2 separate regions of the Homo sapiens genome follow, and region 1 is linked to region 2. A link is a contact called in ENCODE Hi-C or POLR2A ChIA-PET data. All regions are on one chromosome and are shown on one strand. The core of a region is the stretch at or near the end of the contact, and the rest is flanking DNA. Distances in the headings are between cores, read along the strand shown.

Region 1 (7,804 bases), core at 3,717-6,216, 200 kb after region 2:
TAATGCAAGTGTGGGTGTATATATTTGTCAAAACTGCTTGAATTGTACACTTAACATCTGCACATGACACTATTTGTAAATCACTCCTCAGTGGAAACATAAATAATAAATAATCTCTACATTAAAAAATGAGGCATAAAATTCTGATATATGAAAGAACCATATCCATGCCACCCTAGGCTTGAACTTCTAAAGGAGCCTGAAATCTACCCAGGCATCGAGAACATCTCCAACCACAACCATGAATAGTAGGTCATACAGAGATGAATTTTTGACTCTTTTCTGTGAACTTTTAATTCATGTGGAATTTGATTTTGATTTTAATTCTATTGAAATTGAAATTTTATTGAATCTTCAGCCTCTCTCTGGTAATTTTATAATGTCAGGGAGCTTATATTCACATTTTGATTATCTATTGGGGTTAAATTTTTTACTAGATAATCTTTATTTTTTTTTTATCATATGGGTATCCTAACGTGGTTCTTTAATTTTACTGGAGAATCCCCAACATGCTAGGTTGCACAACATGGCTGAACATAATTTGGGATGGACAAAGGAATACAGAGCAAAATTTTTGCTGTTGGTACAGAGGCTACAGATCAAATTGACACTACCTGCTGGGGTCCCAGGAGGATACTCAAAATGGAGAGACTTGACATGGTCCCCAACTGTGGTAAGTGGGCAGGGAATTGCGAGGGCCATTTAGCTGACTCATTTGCTCCCCATATAAAGCTGAGTCCTCCTTCTTAACTGTAGCAATATAAAAGTTATTTTATTCTCTATCTGCAGACTTGTCTTACATCTCAATTAAGAATTTGGGTAAGATGGAGAGGTAGCTGTGTCTTTAGAGCTGATATTTAAAATCAATAACATTTCAATTATCCACAGAGAGCATGCACAAATAAATACAAAGAGGACTGAGAAAGAATTCTTAAGGTATATTATTTATAAAGGATCTGAAAGAATAAGAAGAGTCAGTGAATTAAATAGAGAATGAGTGACTGAGAGGTAGGAGAAGCTACAGAAAGAGAGAGACAGCCAATGAGAAGCTTTAAGAAGATCCAGTCAGTCAGATTCAGTGATACACAGCTCTAAGAGAAGGACAAATCAGAAAGGCAATTTTGCATTCCAATATCCATTCAATTGCAAAATACATGACAGTCTCCAAAAAGCCTTGCAATACACTGTCATTGTTCATTGCTGGCGTGTAATCATTATTGAAATGAACATGAGTTCCTGAAGGGACGAGATTGTGTACTGTTCATTTTGCGTGCCTAGCCCCCATTGGCAATGAGCAATGTATTTGTGCAATAAATGGTCTTATATTCCCTCTCCTCAATCTTGAGTAGATATTTTTATTGTGTTTGTTTTACAGGTAAAGAAGTAAAATACTTGGCCAGAATCACCAATTTCAGTTAGTGACTGAGCCAGACTCCTGATAATTGATACCGCGCTGTTTAATAGCAGTAAAACATTCAAATCTCACCTCTCTCACTTCCTTTACATCTTTGTTCAAATGTTAATTTCTCAATCAGGCGAACCCTGAAGATTTCATTTAAAATAACACTTCCTTCTCCAACCATTCACCCTATTCTACGGCTCTTCACCACAATTCTTTCTTTTCTTTTCTTTTCTTTTTTTTTTTATTATACTTTAAGTTCTGGGATACATGTGTAGAATGTGCAGTTTTGTTACATATGTTATACAATTTCGAATATGTTATACAATTTCGAATATGTTATACAATTAACTTATTTGTTGTATTTCTAACTTACCATTGATCCAGGATGGAAGCTAGAGTAGAAATATTTTTGTCAGCTTTCTTTCTTTTCTTTTTTCTTTTTTCTTTTTTTTTTTTTTTTGAGACAGAGTCTAGCTCTGTCACCCAGGCTGGAGTGCAGTGGCCAGTCTCGGCTCACTGCAACCTCCACCTCCCGAGTTCAAGCGATTCTCCTGCCTCAGCCTCAGCCTCCTGAGTAACTGGGATTACAGGCACTCACCACCACCCCCAGTTAATTTTTGTATTTTTAGTAGAGACGGGGTTTCGCCATGTTGGCCAGACGGGTCTTGAACTCTTGACCTCAGGTGATCTGTCTGCCTCGGCCTCCCAAAGTGCCTGTATTATAGGAGTGAGCCACTGCGCTCGGCCGTTTTTGTCAGCTTTCTTCACAGATATAGTCCAGATGTTTTCAAGAGTGACTGGCATTAACTAGATATTTAAAAATTATATTTGTTGAATTAATTAAAAGGTACAGCTTTTTGGAAGCATAAGAAAATGAAACAACACTTTTATAGTCACAGAATTTAATTGGGTTTTAGAAAATATTAAACTCTAGCTTTTTCACTTTTCATCATTATAAAATTCCTGAAGCTAATCAATGAGCAAAACATTAGTAGTACTGCTACTTCATGTAAGTTATGTAGCACCCTGAGCTCTTTGGCAAAAAATGACTCTAAAACATAATATATGTTAACATATGTAAAGTGGATAGTGACTGATTTTCAAAACATTATTCATACATGTGTGACTTTAATTAGGAAGCTATAATAGATACACTATGAATTTTCATGAAGAAAAAAAACAGCATCTGGACTTGAGATTCTACACAAAGAAAAAGCTGGGTTTCTTCCTTCTTGTCCAGAGTATATAAAACCTATATTTCCTTCAGTCAGAATTTTCTCAAAAATAGCAAACTAAAACTCTAGTAAAATCAATCAGCTTTCACCACCAGTTTTAAAAATGGTAATTCAAAGCTTGTAAAAAAAGGACCGTGATTCCACATTTTTAATTTTCTCACAGAACTATAACTTGAAAATATGTTCTATACATTACTATTTTGTATATGTAGTTTTTAAAGATATTAACTTGTTACAAGTATATTTCTCTGAAGATGTTCATCTTTTTTGCTGTTTCTTTTAAATTATTTTCAACTGTAAACCTACTGAGATTTGAGTTTTTTAGCACTGTCAAAAAATACTTACTTCAAGAAACATTATTCTCCTAAATGTATAGAAGATATTTCAAGAGATCATAATTTCATATTAGATATTCATAAAGAATTTTCTTTCATAAAATAAACAGATTTTTGCCATTTTATAAATGCACATAAAAGCAGTAACTGTTCTTAATTTACCAACATTTCTTTTTGCCTCCTAGAACACTTACATCTGATATAATAAGATAATTACTAAGTGTCTTATAAGTGTTTCTTTAATGTATCATCTCTCCCAAAACTTTGAAATCTCCTGGAAGACAATAAACTGCTGAAATAATTCTTTCCCCTCTTCTGTTATTAAACATAAAATAAGCATTCAAACATATTTGTTTGATTCAACAATTGAAAATTAATTTGAATACTACCCATTCAATGCAAATAACTATACATATACAAAAATTATGGGTCATTATCATCCTTTAAGTCAAGTAAATAAGTAATTGTTCTAAGAAATTAAAAAGCTATATTTTTCCTTTATTGTTAAATGTTAAATAATTCAATATTGCTTCCTTGCAAAATTACTCAATGAATATATATTGCTTTGATCATTCAAAGTTATGTATATATACACATACATATACACACATACATGGATATTCAACTATTTGCTGTGCACTGTGTTGGATCCATTGTACGTGTTTTCTTTCTTTCCTCCCAACATCTCTTAAAAACATAATTGTCTTCACATTACAGATGAGGGAGCTGAAGATTAGAGAAGCACAATTAATTGTCTAAGGTTTTACTGTCAGTAACAATCAAAGCTGAGATTTAAATGCAAGTATTTAGAATGCAAATTTAATTATATTTCCAAAATATTACAGCTAATTCTTCACATGCATATTCTATCTTCAAACAAATGGGTATTACTGGTATATATTAAGTACATATATAACATACTGAAGCACATTCTAAGAGATAGAGTAGCCTGTAAACATAGATCAGCAACTGTAAATGGATACACAGTAAGGCATATACAGGTACAGGACTGGCTTTCTTGACTTGACATTAAGTATATGCACCAAGTAAAAGAGAGCTGCATTTCAGCCCTTTTCAGTGTGGCTCTTATTTGGGTTAGAAAAATGGTGATTATTTTTTATGACAGGAAGGATCAGATCATCTTAATTCATCATCTCCTTTGCATTCACTCTGAATCATTTTTCTGTCTTGGCCTACAAATTAGTAATGTTTTTTATTGCTTAACAATGCAAAGAATTATCTCATCATCTAAGTTCAACTCTATAATATTTAAGTTAATCAATATTTGCCATTTGTTAGGCATATGATAGATATTCAGATATTTACTAAGTTTAGACTGTATGACGGATTTTCTCTGAAACTAAGACCACTAGGTCAGTTAAAGTATTCCATCCAAACCCCACTGTGAATTATATTGCTGATTTTAAATGAGCTTCTATCCAGGCTGTTCAAGCACATGTTTCTTTCAGATCTTTGGCATCTCTGATTTTATTCTACCTTCAGGAATTAGGAAAATCAAGCTGAGTCCTTTAGTTTTATGTTTCCTCTGTATAAGTAGCGTCTACAATAAATACCAAAGCTTAAAGATTAATAAATCCCTCCACGTACAACAGGATTTATGACAGAAAACTGCAGTATTTTTACTAATTATTACAAATGACAATTGAAAATACTCACTTCTGGCTTTGCTCTTTTTATGACTGTAAAAGCCACTAGCATAAGGATGCCTCTTTTTGGTTAGGCTCATAATCTTTGATTTATCTTCTTCAATTCTGAGAAAATAAGCACTGAGGGGGGTCTGGTTTATATTACTGGGACAAGACAATGGCTCTAATCTGCAATCTTCTATTTTGTTTCTGCTGTTCAAAGACCAATTTCAATTTTAACTTGCCTGTTGTCCCTTTTCTGTTGGTAGAAAGCTGTTTTGATTACAGGAGGGGTGGAGGTGGTGGGGGTGAGGTGATGTCAGTGGTGATGGTGGTGGTGTTGTGTGTGTGCCTGTGTGTGTGTGTGTGTGTGTGTGTGTGTGTGTGCGTAAAAAGGAGCTAGGCTAGTAGAGGAATGGGAGGCAGCATACATAAGCTGTATTTGTGAATCTGCTTATAAACCTAACAGATTTTTCAGCTGAAATTTGGCCAATGTTAATTGTACACACTGAATTCATGCTGGGAAAATCTCTTTGGAAAAAAAAAAAAAAAAAGACAGAGAGCACAGCCGGCCTGTTATGTAAGATGTTTATTTTCATCCAATCCAACCCACCATAGGCAGTACAGAAAATAGGCCAGTGCTTCTGACCGGTGACATCACCTCATCATCAGGAGAAAGCGGGAATGGCTGATCACCATATTGTTAGTAAAGAGGATAATTTCCTTTCACAATTGTTTTTCTTTTGGAAACCTTTATTTCTGGAGATAGTGATCTCATCTCTGTGGGATGTTTATTTCTTCAGATTCTGTAATAACAGTGAAGCTACCTGGATTTCAGTTCTTGTACAATGCACATAAACACTTATTTTGGTGCTTTTTCTCTGGGTCTCCAAACGTTAAAAGATTGGATGATTTTAGCAGAACATTGACCATCCTAAGAAAATTGTGACGGGAAGAGGAATAATTATTCTGATATTTAACCTTATGAAGTATTTTATGTAGCCTTTGGTAATTTGCTTTGCAGAATGCCTCCTTTTCTTAGGCTGTGTCACATTATATTTGGGTAGATGGGCATTGTGTTTATTTTATGAATACTAAGAATGAAATGCACAGTTTTTAGAAAGTGTTTTAAGCAGGTCATTATCTACGCTATAATATAGACGTTTTTGCAATTTATAAGTAGTAAAGTGGGTGAAATTTTGTGGGTGTGTGCATGTAGCTTTTTTTTCTAATTCAAAATTAATAGAAAACTAAAAATAGGGTCTTTATTATAGAAGCTAATTCAGCTACTTAGAAAATATACCACAATAAAATTAACCAGTCTGTGGTTTGTTTATGACAGATTTGGTTAAATGACTTCTTTCTGTTACGGGACAATTTTCAGGATTATTCAAATTCACCCACTTTTTAAAATAAATAATTTGCCTATTCTTGTTTCATTCTCCCTCTAGAGGATATCAGTGCGTATTACAATTCAAACATTAAATATGCCAGTAGGTCTAATTTAAATACAGCACGATCCTGAGAACTGTTCCTTGACTTCATTTGTATTCAACTTAACTCAGTTCTAGAAGCCATTATCTTAAGTAGCTCTAAGTTTGCAGCACTTTTTTCCTTTAAACCTAGGTGTCAGTATCTTAAGGAGGTCATTTTTGTTTTGTTTTGCTTTGTTTTGTTTTTGTTTTTTTAAACAACAAAATCAATATCTTAACCCTCGTGAAGAGCAGTACTGAAATGGTTAGAGTTTCAGTTTCTAATATAATGAGCGGTGTGTGTTTGTGACTCTAAAAGTCTAATTATTGTGTTCTGGGATATCCACATTACATCTGCTAGGCAGTCTTTGAGGACACTGGAGGCCATTTAATGTTGTATAAATTAAGTATCACAATAAAAAGTGGTCCAGTAACCTGCAGATATGACAGTCAAATATTAGAATTGGTACAAAAATATTTATGGACATTCACCTGAAGATGAGCATAGGAAAGGGCTCCTTATCTTGCTTTCAAGAGACATGAATGATTTGATTTGCGAAAGCTGCCTAATCATTCAGAGCCTATTTTCTCTATCAGTAAATAGGAATAATTATATCACCTTTTAGTAGTATGAAGACCAAGTAAAATCTAGAAAATGCTTAATATGTGACTGACTTGGAGTAAATTATTTTCTCTTCTATTGTAATAAAAATTCTCTGGTTGGAGCTAAGAAGTGAAAATATAAAAATTAGCAAAACCTTTCGGGAGATTCCCCTCATTTCTTGATTTATTTTCTTATATGTTCTGTACTTCCAATTTCAGAGTCATGGCATGATTTTATCTTCAAAATGTTGTTACAGGACTCTTGCAGAAATGCCAGTCGTAGGTGGACAGTCTGGAAAAAGAAATCCATGATTCTGTTTCTTAGTGTGAGACTGTGGGGCTTTATTTCTTTTTGGTGGGACATAGAAAGGGAGAAATAGGTAGTCATTTATGTTTTGATTTAGAAGTTCAGCATATAAAGTTTCAAAAAGAAAGATGCTATAGAATATAATAATATATTTCTATTTGTATTTTAAAAGCCTAAAAATTATTTATGAAACTATTTGCAGGAAGTTGGGATTAGGCAGAAGTTTGGAAAACTTTTTCTTTCTCTGTACGGTTTACATAAAAATATTTTCATGAAGAATATACATGATAAAATTTCTTAAGGTGAAAGGTAAATCTTCCATTTCTGAACTCCAGTACCTTAATTTCCCTCTCAAAGACACCCACAGTTTATAGTTCATCATTTTTGTAAGATTTTGCTAGGCAATATATACATACATATATATATATATATAAAAATATAAAATGTTTGTTTTCAGTAGGTGTGTTCTATAGTCTTTGTGAACACTGAATTAGTCACTACTGTACCATTGCTCCTATGGGAAATACAGAGTTAGGTTTCTGAAAGCCTTTGGTCACAACAGTGTCATCATCTGATCTATACGTAACTTTGTTTTGTGTGTTTTTGTGTATGAAGGCATCTTATTTATGATTCATTAACATTAAACTCACAGCCACTATAGCTCATACCCAAACAAAGTTTATCACATATATTTTCACCATAAGGCACATTACAGTCTTCTTGTGCTTAGGAACAGTAGACAGCACTTCAACACTATGCTTGGGGGAAATTTTAAACAGTAAAATCACCAGCAAAAAAGCACAA
Region 2 (6,828 bases), core at 748-3,247:
CCCATCAAACTACAAAGTGGCTAGAAAGTGTGACACAATTGTATCCCCAGAAGGAGAGGAAAATTAGAAAGCAACGAATGTTAGGGATCTCTCTGTCTAAAGTAACATGCAAGAGTAATTTTTAATGTGCTTTTTAAATGTTTTCTTTAAAAAAGATAATGCTCAAATACCATTCAAGGACTCTTCTATTCCAGCTCCCCTACCTTGGCTCCAAATGTACTCAGCCAAATGCATATATTTTGCTTTCATAGAAGAGTCTATAAACAACAAGATCACAAAATAGGCACGATATCTTTGGAGGCCTTCACACAAAGACTTACATAAGTAAAATATGACATAAATAATACTCAAGTATCAAGGCCTGAGCTTTTGGAGAGTAAAAAAATAATACCAGAAAAGTTCTTCAAGGGCATATAGTTGGTGGTTAGATACTAAATAAAACACTTGCAGATTTAACCCCAATAATTGATTATTCTTTAAGGGTTAAGGTCAGTGTTTTGCACACCAAATGACACTGTGGATTCATAAACTATCTGATATGTCAGCCACATTCTTGAAGACCAGAGGGTTTGTGTGTACAAGAACAGAATAGTGATCTAGTGGACAAAATTATCTTAAATACAAAACGTAATTTAGCCGGTTGTTTAAGATCAGTCAAAAACTCATTAAAAAAAAAAAAAACCCAAAACTTATGTGTTGTTTTTTTACTGTGAAGACTGCAACAACCAGAGCCAACACTCAGTTTAATGTTGTACATTTCCCTACCTCAGCCCAGAGTTTTAATAAATGGTTAAAATAAGCATTGAGGTATTACAAAAGTAATATATTGTATTTAATAAAATCAAACAAAATAGAAGAAAAAACTAAAAATCTCTCCTCATCTCCTTTTCAAGTCTCAGATTTTAAAATCTTACTTCTTGATATATATGCTTCCAGAGTTTTGATAAGTATATGTAAATAAACACCTGCAAGCAATCACTAACCCATATTTTTATTTACATATTATAAATACATATTGATCTCTTGTAGACTTCAAGTATCATAAAAATAAAAAAGGTCAGTATTTGTTTACTTTTATTCCTAGTAGCAAACACAGTGCCTGACATTGTTGATGCTTAATTGATTATCTGATGAACAAATTACTCTTAAGTTAATACATCTTAGACAGTTTCCCAAGTGAGCTTTATTATTTTTAATCTTACTAGAGTTTTCCATAATATAAACATGCCATAATATTTTAAAATATCTTGTTCACCAGGATAAATATTTGTGTAGGATTAATCCCTGGAAACAGGATATTTAGCTCAAAGTCATGAATGTTTTAAATGCTGATAGACACTAGTGAAATGGTTATTCACCTATTTGGAGAATCACAGAACCATTGGACAAAGATGAAAATTAATGTCCCCTCTCCTAGTAAATTACACCAGTGTCCTACATGATTTCAGAGTGTAATAATATAGGCATGATTCCTAGGTAAAGAATCCCTGCTTTAGAGTGTCAACCTCAGTAATCTGAGGTTCACTTCACTATAAATGGTCTCAGCTTCTAATTGCAACACGGTTTGCCAGCTTTCCTTCAGAAAACAGATGTTCTCTGAGAGGAAAATTATGAGATATTGAGATATTACATCTAATTTGCCTCATGAAAATGTTAAGCTCAGTTTACCCATTTTCAAAGGCAAATGCTTCTGTGTCAGTATAGCCGTAAAAACTCTCACTCTGCCACATCGAAATCCCACATTAAGCAATGATTTTCTTATTTTCTGCTTTAGAGTTTCTCTAACTGCTCTAGTCACAGTGATGTTACCAAAATTTTTAAGAAAAAGGAGAATGCGACGTGTTTGTTTCAATTTTTATTGCAGCAGGTTGAATTAAGTAAGAACTTCCGTTTTGCCCAGCCCAAATGTGAGAGCTGCACTGAGTCATGAAAGAGAGCTCTAAGTGAAGACAGTGACTAATAGTTAGGAGAATGCTTGGTCAGCAGAAAGGCAGACCTTGATCTTCCAGTGACCAATGGCAAACTCATATCAGCACATCAGCAGGGCAATGGGTCAAAGCCATTACTGTTTTATCATTCTTGAGTCAAAACAAGAAACTGTGACGTGCCTGGTCATCAGAGCTAGTCACTTTCTTCCACATACACACCCAGATACTCCGTTTCTTTAAGTTTATTTTTCTTAAAGGAACAAAGAAAAATTAATTTAATTAGTCCCCCTGCCCATTTTCAGAGAAAACAAAGCCTCTTCTAAAGAGATGAAACTTTCAGCTGCTTTCAGGAGGAAGCATGCTTTTATTTAAGGGACTGTAACTGATTTATAAGAGAATAAAGCACTCTTCGTTTACTCAGCTAGAAATTATATAGGCCTTTCCTCATTTCACTTCCAAAAGAGGAACATTTGGATATTGCAGAGAACCGACTTTGACATCTTTAGAGAGTGGAATCACTTGGCTGGGCTCATTTCCTGGATCCTGTGTTTTCATAGCACAGTTTCAAAGACAGTGTAAAGCCAACACACACTTAAAATTCTTGGTTTCTATCAAAACAAATCTGCCATTTCCTGCTTTACTTTTTCAGTGAGGTTCATTACAGTGCTAAATTTGAACCTCATTAAAAAATAACATCTACACCTGTCCTTAGATTATTCCTAAAAAGTAACATTCTCCTATTTTATAGTAAATGCTACTGTATGCAAACTTGAAATCTATACTTAATATCATTGAGTAAAAATGTGACCAGACTTAGGTTTTAAACTATGAAACATATGTGTATAAGTTCTTCCCCTTTTGCCCTTTGAGAAATCAAATTGAAATTCAACTGAGGAGGAAATAGGCTAATGCAAATAAGAAATTGTCATCTGGGCTTTTGCTACTCAAAAGGTGTTTTTTGAAACAATAACATCAGCATTAAGTGGGAACTGATTATAAATGCAGTATGTAGGGCTGCACCCCAGTTCTCCCTATTCACAAAGTACATTTTAAAATATTCCCGTGTGATTTGCATATACATTATTCCCCCTGTCCTTAGAAGGTATGTTTCAAGACCTCCAGCGGATGCCTGAAACCTTGAATAGTACCAAATTCTATATATACTACTTTTTTCCTACCTATCTACGATAAAATTGAATTTATAAATTAGGCACAGTGAGAGATCAACAGCATTAACTAGTAATAAAATTGATCTATTGTAATAAAAGTAAAATAAGAGTTACTTGAACATAAGCACTGAGATACTTCAACAGTCAATCTGATCACCAAGACAGTGACTAGTGACTAATAGGCATGTGGTGAGTACAAGATGGATACCTGGACAAGGGATGATTCATGTCCTGAGCAAGTTGGAGTGGGGACGTTGGGAGATTTTATCAGCTCCTTAGAATGGCACGCAATTTAAAACATACGACTTGTTTACTCCTGGATTTTCCATTTAATATTTTTGGACCGTGATTAATTACAGGTAACTGAAGTCTTGGAAAGTAAAATCAAGGCTACTGGATAAGGGGAACTACTGGACATTACTTTGAGAAACCCTGGTGTAGGTCATCGCTGTGAAGCTATGCAGAGACCCTAAATGTTTCATTCTTTAAAATACACCATTGTGTGATGAAGGCCAAATATTATAGGTATTTACAGTCCTCAAGGTTATAGAACTCGGCTGGGCATGGTGACTCACACCTGTAATCCCAGCACTTTGGGAGGCAGAGGTGGGAGGATTGTTTGAACCCAGGAGTTCAAGACCAATCTGGGCAACATGATGAAACCCTATCTCTACAAAAAATACAAAAATTAGCTGGGCATGGTGGCTCCCACAAGCAGTCCCAGCTACTAGAGGGCTGAGGTGGGAGGATCACCTGAGCCCAGGAGTTTGGGACCAGCCTACACAGCAGAGTGAGACCCCTCCATCTCTACAAAAAAAAAAAAAAAAAATTAGCCAGGCATGGCAGCACATGACTGTAGTCCCAGCTACTTGGGAGGCTGAGATGGGAGGATTGCTTGAGCCCAGGAGTTTGAGGCTGCAGTGAGCCAAGATCACGCCACTGCACTCCACCCTGGGGAAAAGAGTAAGACCCTGTCTCAAAAAAAAAAAAAAAAAAGGCTGCAGAACTTCAAGTTTATTCCCTGAGCAGGACATGTATGAAAGACTGTGTTCTTGAGGAAATTTAATTGAAAAAAGATAGTCAAACACACAACCAAGTTCTTCATAGCTATTTGAAGACCTGTGTGCAGAAAACATCACTGCTGAACGACCAAAGGAAAACAGAGCATGATTCAACTAAAACAAGCAGTTTTAGGTAAAAACAAAATCAAGAGCTCAAAACAATGAAAAAGATAGGCTTGCTTTGTTTTAGTTTACTGTATTTAAACTGCTAATTTATCATTAATTAAAATGTCTTCAATAATTTTTATGAATTCAGCCCAAAAATACTATTTTGTGCTGTTTTTTTTCAAAATAGAATCTTTGCAAAACAATACTAAAACTTTATTTCTATATTCAATAAATATTACTCAATACTAGGCACTGTTTTAGGTATTTGAAATACATCAGTGAATAAAAATCTGTATTCTTGTGGAACTTACATGTTTGTGAGGAGAACACAGAAAATAAATACCAAAAGGAAAAGTAAATTGCATATTAGACTGGAAGCGATAAGAGCCAGAGAGCAGGGTTGGTTGCAATTTTAAGATCAGTTTGGAGGGAAATTTGAAGGAAACTAGAAAAGCAGGAAAAGGCAGGGAAGGCTTGATTCTTTTGGCCAGAGGATAATGGATGTCAGTCTCTTCTATGTATTTATTGTTTTTTGACATTAAGGAAGAGCAAGCAGGGGAGGGTAATGCCCTTCTTCTAACTTGTAATGTGGTTGATGATCCACTGCTTTAGCAATAGTGGGGAACCTTGCTCTATGATTAGTGTTTCTAGTGACCCAAGCATTCAGCTACATGTGAACTCAGATTTTATTTTTCTGTGGCATCTGAATCCACATTAAGTACATTCTTATTTTAAATGTATAATAATAACCTCTAGAAACTAAATTCATTACAATAACTTTATTATGTGCTTATTATGTATAAAACTTTATTATTTTTTTCTAATCCTAGAAGGAGGTATTATCATCGTTACTTTAGGGATAAGAAAAGAGAGGATCTGAGATTATAAGAGCCAAGCTCCAAGGTTAGGAAGCTGTTTTTGTGGTTCGGGCAAGAACTGAACTTGCCTCTCTCTGAAGTCAAAGTCACAATCTTTTTACTAAGCCAACACCAGAATTTGTGCTCAATGCATTCTGTTAGACACCTGCAATCTCTAATTTTATTTAAAAATGTTTATAGGGCGGAATCAACTAATTTCTTACTAGCAGACTTTATACACACCAACAAGCATAAAAAAGATGCCACCTGGACAGGTCAATAGTCATTTCATGGCAGCTCGATGCTGATACCAAAATAAAACTTCAAGATCCTAATATAGTCTATACACTATAACTTTTTATTAATCATTTTATCCACAACCTTTATCAAGTTCTACACATATGGTTCTTTTATTTTCTTTTCTTTTTTTTTGAGATGGAGTCTCTCTCTGTCACCAGGCTGGATTGCAGTGGTACGATCTTGGCTCACCGCAACCTTCACCTCCCGGGTTCAAGCGATTGTCCTGCCTCAGCCTTCCAAGTAGCTGGGATTACAGGTGTGCACCACCACACCCGGCTAATTTTTTTGTATTTTTAGTAGAGACGGGATTTCACCATGTTGGCCAGGATGGTCTCAATCTCTTGACTTCATGATCTGCCCGCCTTGGCCTCCCAAAGTGCTGGGATTACAGGCATGAGCCACCGTGCCCGACCAGTTGTTTTCATTTATTGAATTGTTCTCGTGAGTTAGAGATTGCACTATACATTCCACATGTATAATATTTTGTCTTAATAACACTATTTTAGAGAAAACTGAAGTCTATAAATGTTAAATGGAAACTTTACCTTAAGTGTCATAATGAATGTTGAGTCCTAGCCCCTAGTTCAGAACCATAGAAATTTCTGTGTAGGGAATTACTTAAAGAACTCAATTCACAGCAGTTAAGGAGTAGTCCATCAGCATATGGTAAATCTAAGAGGAGCAAGCAGTGGTGGATATCTTAGACTATGAGGGTCAAGAAGCCAGTACAAAATTAAAGCTTTGCTTCTAGAAAAATGATCCAGGAACTAACCACATTGCATCTCAGTACCCATCTGCCATTTCCGGGTGCCAAGCCCCCAGCAAGACACAAGACACCTGGACTATGTAGGTGGCATATCGGTATAAATCTATCCTTGCTAGGTGGTGGAAGGCAAAACTACTCTCATAGGGTCTTAAATGATTCTTTCTGTCCCTGGTCATTACAAGCAGCTGGCACTCTGAGTCCAAAAAAGGAGCCAAAAACGCAACAGCACAGTAAATTGTTGATAACAGAGACCTTGAGTCATCAAGAATGCATTTAAAGAAACAGAGCAGCACGTAGTACATGATAGAAAGCTTTTCATGTAAAACTGTTAAAGCGAAAGTCTCTGCTTTTTATCTGGCAAGTTTTACAAACCCTACCGGAGAATGCACTTTATGCAGAATTCTCATTTCCTGACAACCCTGGATAGATCAGGCATAGCTGTGATAATGTTCATCTCTGTGTATTATAATGAAGCTGCCATGGTAACTCCAGAAGTCACTTTAAAAAATGTGCAATTTTAAAAGTTCATTTCTTGGAAAAAGATTAGCACAGCTATAACACTCATAATAATCTAATGAGACCTGAAAAGAACACTCAGGCAAAAAAATATATACAGAGAGAGAGAGACTCCTCAGAATT

Evidence for each region. Hi-C counts contacts between places; a loop is a spot of excess contacts on that map. ChIA-PET counts read pairs that join two places held with the same protein, here RNA polymerase II (POLR2A). Pooled maps may share reads with other maps.
Region 1: a loop to region 2 is called in a map of PC-3, with 6 times the contacts of the local background. The contact joins two enhancer-like sites. A Hi-C loop is called at or near these places in 4 of 168 maps with a recorded cell type or tissue (A673, GM12878, PC-3 and 1 more) and 10 of 50 pooled maps. POLR2A ChIA-PET finds 5 or more read pairs at or near these places in 5 of 52 experiments (A673, MCF 10A, PC-3 and 2 more).

The regions. Positions count from the first base shown.
Region 1 is chr12:91,576,358-91,584,161 of GRCh38, reverse strand. All of the region lies in intron 1 of LOC105369896 (a long non-coding RNA gene), which reads left to right. Among named protein-coding and RNA genes, the nearest start is that of LINC02823, 250 kb to the right of the region's middle. Within about 2 kb of position 4,966, at least 3 of the 41 ENCODE cell types and tissues checked have a DNase peak (open chromatin) inside an H3K27ac peak, as active enhancers do; they include PC-3, where a contact is called at or near this core.
Region 2 is chr12:91,774,285-91,781,112 of GRCh38, reverse strand. No RefSeq gene overlaps it. Among named protein-coding and RNA genes, the nearest start is that of LINC02404, 98 kb to the left of the region's middle. RefSeq lists an enhancer at 1,590-2,789. Within about 2 kb of position 1,997, at least 14 of the 41 ENCODE cell types and tissues checked have a DNase peak (open chromatin) inside an H3K27ac peak, as active enhancers do; they include PC-3, where a contact is called at or near this core.